2 separate regions of the Homo sapiens genome follow, and region 2 is linked to region 1. Evidence: chromatin loops called from intact Hi-C (ENCODE). Cell type or tissue: Calu3. All regions are shown on one strand. Each heading gives the region's core, and the rest is flanking DNA. Links, peaks and the distances in the headings are about the cores only. Region 1 overlaps IQCK (IQ motif containing K). Region 2 overlaps VPS35L (VPS35 endosomal protein sorting factor like).

Region 1 (5,376 bases), core at 325-5,324:
GCAACCCCATCTCTACAAAAAATAGAAATTAGCCAGGCAGTGCCATGTGCCTATAGTCCCAGCACTCGGGAGGCTGAGGTGAGAGGATTGCTTGAGCCCAAGAGTTTGAGGCTGCAGTGAGCTATGATCACACCACTGCACTCCAGCTTGGGTGACAGAGCGAGACCCTATCTTTAAAAAAGATAAATAAATAAAAATAAATTTTAAAATTATGTTTGAAGGAGGGAGGCAAATGTGAGCAAGTGCAAAGCCAGAGGAAAGAGAGTTGGGGTCCAGGTAGGCAATGAGAGAAAGAATAAATTCTGTTTTAGGCAGGAGTAGCGAGATGGATCAGGACAGGTGTGTCATCAAGCCTCTGCCAGTAGCTTCCTTTAACAAAGAGCTTGGCATGCCTTCTCCAAGCAGAGAGCAGGCCTTGAAGGGAGTGCTCCAGATCCCTTGGTTTCTCGGAGGCATGGCTTTGAAGCTAGGTGTGCAAATAATTTTGATCCTGAGATCAAAATCTGTGGGAGTAGAGTTTGTACAAAGACTTGCCTTCTCCTTATTGAATCTGCATTGCCATTGACCTTTCTGATCTTCCGATTATAGTTATAGCTGCCTTCCTGAGTGCCCCTGGGCTGGCCACACTCTACAAGAGTTGGAAGGGGAAAAGGTTGTAAGGCAGGAAATCAACTGTGCAATTGTTAAAATAGAACTTCAACAGTGTTTTTAGACTGAAGTCTAGTTAAAAGGCCACAGTACCATTCCTGCTCTACCGTGACCTGCATTGCATTCCACTGGAACAAATTAAGTCTGAGATGTGTAAATAGCATTATGAAGATTAAACCTTACAGTTAGGTTGATATTCTTAAGGAATTCCATGACATTCAGCCCTGCCTTTGGATTAGCTTAATTGGAACACGAGCGATCAGAATTTAATTAGAATTTAATTGAACTGCTATATTAAACAGAGCTGGCTCAGTGGCTACATTGCAAACTTCACTTGGAAATTCTTTCTGATGCATCTCTGAAAATATTTTGAACACTCAGAGTAAAGTTAATCATTTTTACTGTAAGCATTTTTTGATAAAAGGCTTATATTGTTAGCAGTAAAAAGTAGTGGAAACTCAAATGAGTTTGTTTCAGCTGGGGAGTATTAAGTATGCAGAGCTAAGATTTCCTTATTTGCTGGAGTTAACTCTTTGAGGGCAGGTCCTGAACATGGCAGAAAACCCCATTCAAACTGTCCTAAGTAGAAAGGGATTGTTTTCTTTCTTTCTTTATATATTACTTATTTATTTTTTGAGATAGGGTCTCACTCTGCTGCCCAGGCTGGAGTCAGATCATAGCTCACTGCAGCCTCAATCTACCCCAGCTCTAACGATCCTCCCACCTCAGCCTCCTGAGTAGCTGGGACTATAGGCATACATGCCACCATGCCTGGCTAGTTTTTGTATTTTTTGTAGAGATGGGGCTTTGCCATGTTGGCCAGGCTGGTCTCGAATTTCTCAGCTCAAATGATCCACTTGCCTCAGCCTCCCAAAGTGTTGCGATTACAGGTATGAGCCATCGTGCCCGGACCTTTTAAAAAATGTAGACAAGAGGCCCACAGGGAGATCTTCCAGCACAGCTTGATCTGGTGACCCAGATGATGTCTCCATGACTGTTCTCTCTCTTCTTCTCTTGACTGCTTCGTCTGGGTTGGCTCCACCCTCAAATGAGCCCTCATTTTGTGGCACCAGCCTATGTCCTATAAGGCTCAAGTGTAGCAGAGAGAGAGAGAGAGAGAGAGTCTCTCCCAGAGTTTCTCTCTAATTGAGCCAACTCGGGTCAATTGTCTGAGTAATTTGGGCTGGGCATAGTGTCTCATGCCTGTAATCCCAGACATTTCGAGATGCCAAGGCAGAAGAATTGCTTGAACCCAGGAGACCAGCCTGGGCAACATAGCAAAACCCCTATCTCTACAAAAAAAAAAAAAAATTTTTGAAAATTACCTGAGCATTACAGGTGGCATGTGCCTGTAGTCCTAGCTACTCAGGAAGCTGAGGCAGGAAGATCCCTTGAGCCTAGGAATTCAAGGCTGCAGTGAACTATGATCATGCCATTACACTCCAGCCTAGGTGACAGAGCAAGACCTTGTCTCTAAAAATAAAATAAATAAATAAATAAACATACCTGCTTTGGAATAGGTCCTTGGAACTAGGGGAATTGTGATTTAGTGGCCTGTTAGGCATCCAAAGCCCATAGTTTTTGCTGGGGAAAGATGGATTCCTGAAAGGAACTCAGGGTGCTGTTACCAAAATAAGATGGAAGGGATACTGAGCACGTATCTTGGTTAGGGTGCATTATGTTGCAACTAGCAGGAAACTGACTTAAATAATACAGAGGATTTATTGGCTCAGGAAACTAGAAGGCCCCAAGGTAGAGAGGGAAGGCTTCAGGGTTGGTTTGATTCAGGAACTCTGTGATATAACTGAGGAGGACTTGGTTCTCTCCTGCCTCTCTGCTTGGCCTCTAGCAGAGTCAGCTTTATCCCGGGCTGGCTTCCTTTGGATTGGCAAAACAGCTGCGACCACTGCCTCGGCTTTGTATCCACCTACTACATCAAACAGAAGGGGGACAACAAACTCTTTCAGGAAAGCAAAGGAAATTAACTTCCCAGAAGCTCCAGCACACCTCCCCTGACATCTCATCACTCTGAAGTGGGTCACATGCCCATTCCTGATTCAGTGCATCCCTTTGGCCAGGATAAATGTGGACCAGATTGGCTCAGGTCTAGGTGGGGTGAGGTGGGATTATCTCACCTGCCTTATCAGGGTTCACACCTGGAGCTGAGACGGAGTTAACCATCTGCACCTACTGTCACTTACTACCCAGGTCAGGAGCTGCAGGGTGGCAGTTTGGGGGCATTTAATAACCACACTGGGGCCGTGCCTTACTCATTTTCTTTATCTCTTGTGTTTAACACAGGGCGTGCACACAGTAAGTAAATGTTTGTTGAACAGAGTCAGACTGGAACAATGCACTTTGCTTAATTTGGAAAGAAATCAGTTTTGTGCATGAGTAAAACGATGGCTGAAAATAAATTTTATGTCAGCTTTAAATATGGATTAAATGTGGACTCTGGGTAGAGGCCATAAGACCGCCTCTTCTCCTATCTTACTCCATGTAACGTAAAATTTTCCCTTTCGGCTTTTGGTTGCTTATCAAATTCCATTACAGTGAAGACTATTGTAGACCATAGTTGGTATCAGGAAACTGTTTCTAACTCCTGACAAGTTCTTTGATGATCTCACGACACAAAAATTTGCTACTACGAATAATTCTGTAAAATTACAGAATTTTTTTCTCTTTCTTTTTTTTTTCTTTTTACATTCCTTGCCCATCTCATAGTCATTCATTGTAGTTATTTTCCTTCTTATAATTAAAAACCTGAATATCCTTTTAAAAGTACAAGGGCTTTGGTCAGTGAGGGAAGAAACTCTATTTCCTGGTCTTGACCAATAAGGAAAATTAGTAATACCATCAGCTTTTGTTCGAAAAAATTTCTAAGGAGTGGAAACAATAGATTCTGGCAGGAAAGGTGTGGTAGAATTATTTTAGCATGATCCCTTTTCAGCCAAAACACTTTCTGAAATGACCCTGTGGCCTGGGCTGGAGGTCTTGGTCAATGTTATTAGTGCATTTTTTGAACTTCTTTAGAGAAGTATTATTTTTCTCTAATGAAATGCCTTCTCAATGGAAAAAAAAATGTGAATACCTGTTTGCAGTTTGCTATAAATATTTTGGCATCTGGTTATAGGCCAAGTGTATGCTTATTTCTGGGATCATAGTTACGGATGGTTTCATCGTGTATGGGAATTATCGGGTATCTGGAAATGTATTGTGGAAAATACGTGGGAAAGGAGGCTGTGATGTTCTATGTGTATGCCACATCCACAGTCCTTAACTGCTGTTCTTTGTCCCTATTTTATCCATGTCTCCATCACCCTGAATACAAGTGATTGAACCAGGAATATGGATCAGGCCCTTGGGCAGCCACTCTTAGATGGCAAATGACTGTGAAATGGTCCACCCAACAGAGATGGTCTCTCTTGGGAGTATCCAACTAGTCCTATCAGATTCTCCCATCTGGGGAGGTGGGATGTCACACTGCAGAGAGAACAGGCAGACTGTAGCGTAGGGAGAGGGGGACACCTAGAGACAACCTTAAAGGCAGAGAAAGGAGGACAGAGAATCAATTAGGAGAGAACAGCAGAGAAAGCAACAGCAAGCAATGAAAGGAGCCATGGCCAAGGAGCTGAGCTCCACATAACTAGAACCGGAACCAGAACCGTTGTTGGATGACTGTAGCCTCACCTGTGCCCTGAACAGCCATAAGCAATGGTCCAGGTCTTCCTGAGACCTGGCTCTGCCACCAGCCAGAGAGATTCTCATTTTCCCCACCATTTCTTTTACCTTTACTGTGTCACTCCCTGTGGTAGAAGAGATTATACTTCAGAAATATTTTTGGCCTCTCCCTAATGGAGGTTTGACCATGTGACTGACTGCTTTGGTCAGCAAAATGGATGGGCATGACATATATCATTTCCAAACACATGCTGAAAGAGTCAAAACAGGCCAAGCCCAGTGGCTCACACCTGTAATGCCAGCACTTTGGGAGGCCGAGGCTGGAGGATCACTAGAGCTCAGGAGTTCAAGACCAGCCCAAGCAACATAGCAAGACCTTGTCTTTACTAAAATTCAAAAAAATTAGCTGGGCCTGGTGTTGCATACCTGTAGTCCCAGCTACCTGGGGGGCTGAGGCAGGAGGATCACTTGAATCTGGGAAGTTGAGGCTGCAGTGAGCCTTGATTGTGCCACTGCACTCCAGCCTGGGTGATAGTGTCTCAATCAATCAATCAATCGGCAAAGCATAGTTCACCATATTCTTTTGATTGGCCATAAGAGCTGGTGATATTTGAGATACAGGCTGCTCTGTCAGCCTGAGTCCTAGAGTAAAGACAGCATGGAGCAGAGAGCCACAGCTGATTGAAATGTTCATGTAACATGAGTGAAAAATAAACCATTGACAAGATAAGCCACTGAGACTTGAAGTTTAGTTATTATCACAGCAAAATCGAGCCGAATATGACTAAACAAACAAACAAGCCCAGTAACTGAGGTACTATGATCTGAATGTCTATATCTTCCCCCCAGATTCATATGTTAATCTCATCTCCAGTGTGATGATATTAGATGGTAGAGCCTTTGGGAGGTGATTAGGCCATCAGGGTGGAGGCTTTATGAGTGAGATTCGTGTCCTTATAAAAGAGGCTCCATGGCCGGGCGCAGTGGCTCACGCCTGTAATCCCAGCACTTTGGGAGGCCGAGGCCAGCGGATCATGAGGTCAGGAG
Region 2 (5,346 bases), core at 1-5,000, 53 kb before region 1:
CTTGAATCTCTGGCTTCCCTTCTTCCTCCTCTTTCCTGTTTTTCTCTTCCACTGCTTGTCTCTGATTCTGGTCGGAGAAATGCTTCTGCTTTTAAGGGCTCCAGTGATTCGAGGGCCCACTCAGGTCATCTAAGATATGCTCCCTACCTTAATTCCATCTGCAGTCTCTCCACAGCAGCACCGGGATTCATGTTTGAATAACGGGAAGGAATGCTGGGGGACACCTCTAGAATTCTATCATGGGCGGTTAGGAGTGTACCTGCCACGGAGCTGTCATGAAGGTTAAATCACGCGAGTTGTATAAAGCACAGAGCAGAATCCCTGGCACACTCTTAAGGGCTCTTACACGCATTCACTGTCAGGGAGCAGACATGAGACTCTTGGCAGCACTGATGTTGTGCAGATGTGGGATCTGCCGTGGCCCCATGGGCTTCCTGAACAGCAGGTACCCACCTGTTGATGTGGCTTTTCCAGGGGCCTTCGTTTACCTTGGGGAAGTTGTATCCTCTCTCCTGGGCCTGGTGTTGCATTCTGGAGATTTATTTTCCCTTTTGTCTTTATCACTCAAAGCTGGAGTTCAGGTTCGGTCTGCCGTGACACTGTGGTTAGACTTTTTTTGGCAAGATACCTCTCACATCAGATGATTGAGCAAGAAAGGAAAGATCTGATGTCAGCGTGTAAAGGCTGGATATGGGCACCAAGGATTGGGGAGCTCAGTTCGGGAGATGTGTTTTGGTCTTTATTACCGGCAGCCCAGGGGCAGGAATACTGACTGCAGCTTTGGGTAGTTTGAGGACACATCTGAAAGAGGTGAGCTGAAGCCTTTCAGTTTTCAGCTGTACTTGCATTAAAGCAAGGCTTGTCCCTGCTGGGGTACCCTTCATTCCTCGACCTCACTGACTGGTGAGTTTCTTCCATTTCATGAGTAATGACCATCTGTGGGCACAGAGCTTCGTCATCTTACTGAATCCCCGCCCTTTGCAGGGGTGACCTTACTGTCACTTACAGATGAAGCAGCTGGGACTTTGGGAGGTTCAGCAGCTTGCCCTACAGCAAATACATGGCAGAGCTGGCACTGGAACTCAGGCATGACCTACCCCAGAGTCAGCACTGTCCACAGCATCTCTGCGGGGCACGGCCTGAGCCCCAGTGCAAGGCAGTAACCTCCCTTTTCTGTTTCAGGCCCTGAAGCGCCAGAGCTCGTTGGGCCTTTCCTTCTTTAACAGCATCTTGGCCCATGGGGACCTACGCAACAACAAGCTCAACCAGCTCTCCGTCAACCTGTGGCACCTGGCACAGAGGCACGGCTGTGCAGACACCAGGACCATGGTGAGGCGCTCGGAGGGCCCCGTGGTATAAGCCCACTGGCCAGTGCACAACCACCCTCAACACAGCATTGTGGCCTGGACATCAGACAGACAACCCCATACTCCCCTTTTAGAAAAGCACTTGGTCCATTTCTACTGGATCACTTCCTAGCAGTAAAAAGCAGAGCTGGCCAGGTGTGGCAGCTCATGCCTATAATCCCAGCACTTTGGGAGGCTGAGACAGGAGGATCGCTTGAGGCTAAGGGTTTGACACCAGCCTGGGCAACATAGTGAGACCAGGTCTCTACAAAAAATAAAAAATTAGCCGGCCATGGTGGTGCACATGTGTAGTCCCAGCTACTCGGGAGGCTGAAGAGGGAGGATGGCTTGAGCCCAGGAGTTCGAGGCTGCAGTGAGCTATGATCACACCGCTGCACTCCAGCCTGGGTGATAGAGCAGGACCTTGTCTCCAAAACAAAGAACAAAAGCATAGCCTTAAAAGTCTATTCCCTCTGAATAGGAACCATACATACAAAACATCAGTCATTTCTGGTCACGTCCAAATCTGATTTTTAGGGCAAGCTGCAATCCAAGAAGTTGAAGACTTTGATTTCTTCCCTCCTCTCATCCCTCAAAAAACTCACTCTTCTCTGCTAAGAAATCTAAGCTCACATAATGGCTGATTCATTAGAGCCTTGGGCTCCAAGGATAATGAACCAGAAAGGAGATGGATCTTTCTTTTTCCTCATAGGTGAAAACGCTAGAATACATCAAGAAGCAAAGCAAACAACCAGACATGACTCATCTGACGGAGCTGGCCCTCAGACTCCCTCTGCAAACAAGGACCTGACCCCCGGGCCCATCCCCAGGCTCAGGGACTCTGGTGCCAAATCCAGAAAGATCTGCTCTGCTGCCCTGAACTCTTACGGCAATTTAGGTTTCTCATTTTTCTTTTCTTTTTACATATGTACAAATTGTTTTAAGCTTTGGCCTCTATCCAGGTTATTCTGACAATGAAGAAATGGGAGTTGTCAGAGCATTAAAATGCAATCTTCACTAAGAAGCAGTCTCTGTGTTGTCTTTGCACAAGTGGCCTTCGGTCTACTCAGCCCGATCTGATGGGCCTTTTTAGCAAGAGAGAAACAAGAATGCAAGTAACATCTTTCTTCTCTGGAAGGTGTTTGTTTTTTCATAGTTTAGAAATAAGGACTTTAAAAGTGGACTGCTTTTCAAAGTGCCACTGTTCCAGACCCATTCCATTCCAGACTTTGTACCTTAAAGTTAGAGCACACCCAAAGTCTGGAACTGTGTTACCTGAACCCCTATGGAGGATTTATAAAAGGCAGAAATAGCACTCCATTAACTCTTTTTCCTATCAAAAGCAGCTCTTGATTGGACTTAGAATCTGTGTTGGTGGATCAAAGGAGAAAGCGAGGTCAAATTTGAGATTCTCTGTGGCTTCAGTATACAGTAACTGAATAAATGTCCTGAAGGAGCATTTATGTTCATGACTGTTCATTTAATTACTTCTGACTGTCTTCCTCCAGAAGAGAAAGACCGTGTCTAAATATATTATCCTGGTTTGTTTTGCAGCCACAATTCTAAACAGCATGTGATTCTGTCTGCTTTTCTTCCAACAGTTTGGTGGAACCTGATTCTTCTATTACGGCTGGTGAGCTTGCACCGACATTTCATTTTGAATCAGTAAAAACATTCATACTGATGGGTGATTCATCATCTCAGCCACTGCCATTATGAAAATGCATCCACACTGTGGATTAAAAATGCCCCAAACTATTGTGCTTCTACAAGATCCACACTGGAACTGGACATAGATTACATTTCATCTTTACTCTGAGAAATACAAGACTACAGTTGAACACTCAGTTAACCTCAGACAGTAAAAGGGGCTAAAAAATTTTTTTAAATCAATTTATTGGCCGGGCACGGTGATTCACGCCTGTAATCCCAGCACTTTGGGAGGCTGAGGCAGGCAGATCACCTGAGGTCAGGAATTCGAGACCAGCCTGGCCAACATGGTGAAACCCCGTCTCTACTAACAATACAAAAATTAGCCAGGCGTGGTGGCACACACCTGTAATCCCAGCTACTTGGGAGGCTGAGGCAGGAGAATCGCTTGAACCCAGGAGGCGGAGGTTGCAGTGAGCCGAGATTGCGTCACTGCACTCCAGCCTGAGTGACAAGAGCAAAATATCATCTCATCTCAAAAAAAATTAAAGGACAGCAGACACTAATGAATGCTTCTTTCCCTCCCCTCTACTAAATCATACAGAAACTCAGACAGCATTGTGGGGTGGCTCAGATACTCCCAAGTGGCCTTTATTTCACAAAATTCTGTTTTTTTTTCTTTTTTTTGAGACAGTTTCACTCTTGTTGCCCAGGCTGGAGTACAATGGCGTGATCTCGGCTCACCCCAACCTCCGCCTCCCGAGTCTAAGCAATTCTCCTGCCTCAGCCTCCTGAGTAGCTGGGATAACAGGAGTGCGCCACCACACCCAGCTAATTTTGTATTTTTAGTAGAGATGGGGTTTCTCCATGTTGGTCAGGCTGGTCTAGAACTCCTGACCTCAGGTGATCCGCCGCCTCGGCCTCCCAAAGTGCTGGGATTACAGGCGTAAGCCACCGCACCTGGCCCACAGAAGTATTTTCATTAAAATTATTTTATCTACTTTTACTGTGTGATGCTATAAAATGAAAAACAATTGGCAAATTCACAAATTATGTTCTTCAAGTCATTTCTTCTCCTCTGAGGCTGAACGTGGTGGGCAGCATTAGTTCCCAAGCCTAGGCCAGTGAATTCTTACCGCTCTCACATTACACCTGAACTTGGACTTTCACATGAGGTCGGGCACCCATTATATCAAAGGTGCTTCTGAATCCTGTCATGTGGCCCAGGCAGAGGCTTAGATTTTATATGTCCTTGTGTGTGCAGTTTCCCCCAGCCCTTTACTGAATCAATAAGCCGGTCTCTGAAAACACTGGTCTATGTGAGATGAAGTCTATCATTAGCAAGGATGGAGCAATAAGATGTCAGCCAGAATTGTAGAAAATAAAAATGATGGGGCCTGGGTGCGGTGGCTCATGCCTGTAATACCAACACTTTGGGAGGCTGAGGTAGGTGGATCATGAGGCCAAGAGATCAAGACCATCCTGGCCAACATGGTGAAACTCCATCTCTACTAAAAATACAAAAAAAAATTAGCTGGGTGTGGTGGTGCTCACCTGTAATCCCAGCTTCTCAGGAGGCTGAGGCAGGAGAATCGCTTGAACCCTGGAGGTGGAGGTTGCAGTGAGCTGAGATCACGCCTCTGCACTCCAGCCTGGGCGTGGAGTGAGAGTGAGACTGTCTCAAAAAAAAAAAAAGAAAGAAAAACAAAACCATGGCAACTTCCACATGAGACTTACTTACATTAGGTCTTCTATTGTTACTTTAACAAATTGCCACAATTGTAGCGGCTTAAAACATAATGTTGTCATCTGACGGTTCTATAGGTCTTAAGTCCGCCTGGTCTCACTGAGCTAAAATTAAGGCATCAGCAGGGCTACGCTCCTTCTGGGAGGCTCTAGGGGAGAATCTACTTCCTTGCCTTTTCCAGCTTCTAGACAGCACACACATTCCTTGGCTTCTGACCCTTCCCTTCCCATCTTCAAAACCAGCAGTGTCTAGTCAAGTCTTTCTTAAGTCTCTTTGATGTGGACTCTTTTTTGCCTTCCTCTTCCACATTTAGGGATCTTTGTGATTCCTCCGGCCCACCCAGAAACACGGGATCCTCTTCCTGTTTTAAGGTCAGCTGATTAGCAAACTTAATTCCCTTTTGTTTCGTAACCTAACAAATACACAGGTTCTGAGGAGATGTGGTAGGAAGGGGTGTTATTCTGCCAACTTCTTTTGTGAGGACTGTGTCTATTTGGCAAATTTTTTTTTTTTTTTGGAATGGGGTCTTGCTCTGTCACCCAGGCTGGAACACAGTGGTGCAATCATGGCTCACTGCAGCCGTGATGGAGGGTGGTGCTCAAA

Evidence for each region. A loop is a pair of places that touch in the nucleus more often than their neighbours do. Peaks named below come from ENCODE experiments on the same cell type or tissue, not always from the same donor. Only the 100,000 strongest peaks of a DNase experiment are listed, where the experiment ranks them.
Region 2: a loop joins it to region 1, with 2.5 times the contacts of the local background. A loop is called at or near these places in 14 of 110 quality-filtered maps.

Annotation. Positions count from the first base shown.
Region 1 is chr16:19,751,304-19,756,679 of GRCh38, forward strand. The region is part of intron 4 of IQCK (IQ motif containing K); the gene reads left to right. Among named protein-coding and RNA genes, the nearest start is that of IQCK-AS1, 12 kb to the right of the region's middle. In Calu3, for the core only: no CTCF peak of the experiment used is centred there; a DNase peak (open chromatin) is centred at 2,828.
Region 2 is chr16:19,698,320-19,703,665 of GRCh38, forward strand. VPS35L (VPS35 endosomal protein sorting factor like) reads left to right here. Exons shown (of 31, transcript NM_020314.7): 30 at 1,183-1,329; 31 at 2,059-2,844. The coding sequence ends at 2,157. KNOP1 (lysine rich nucleolar protein 1) reads right to left here. Exons shown (of 5, transcript NM_001012991.3): 5 at 3,618-5,346. Among named protein-coding and RNA genes, the nearest start is that of KNOP1, 17 kb to the right of the region's middle. RefSeq lists enhancers at 462-1,117, 1,118-1,772. In Calu3, for the core only: no CTCF peak of the experiment used is centred there; a DNase peak (open chromatin) is centred at 2,142.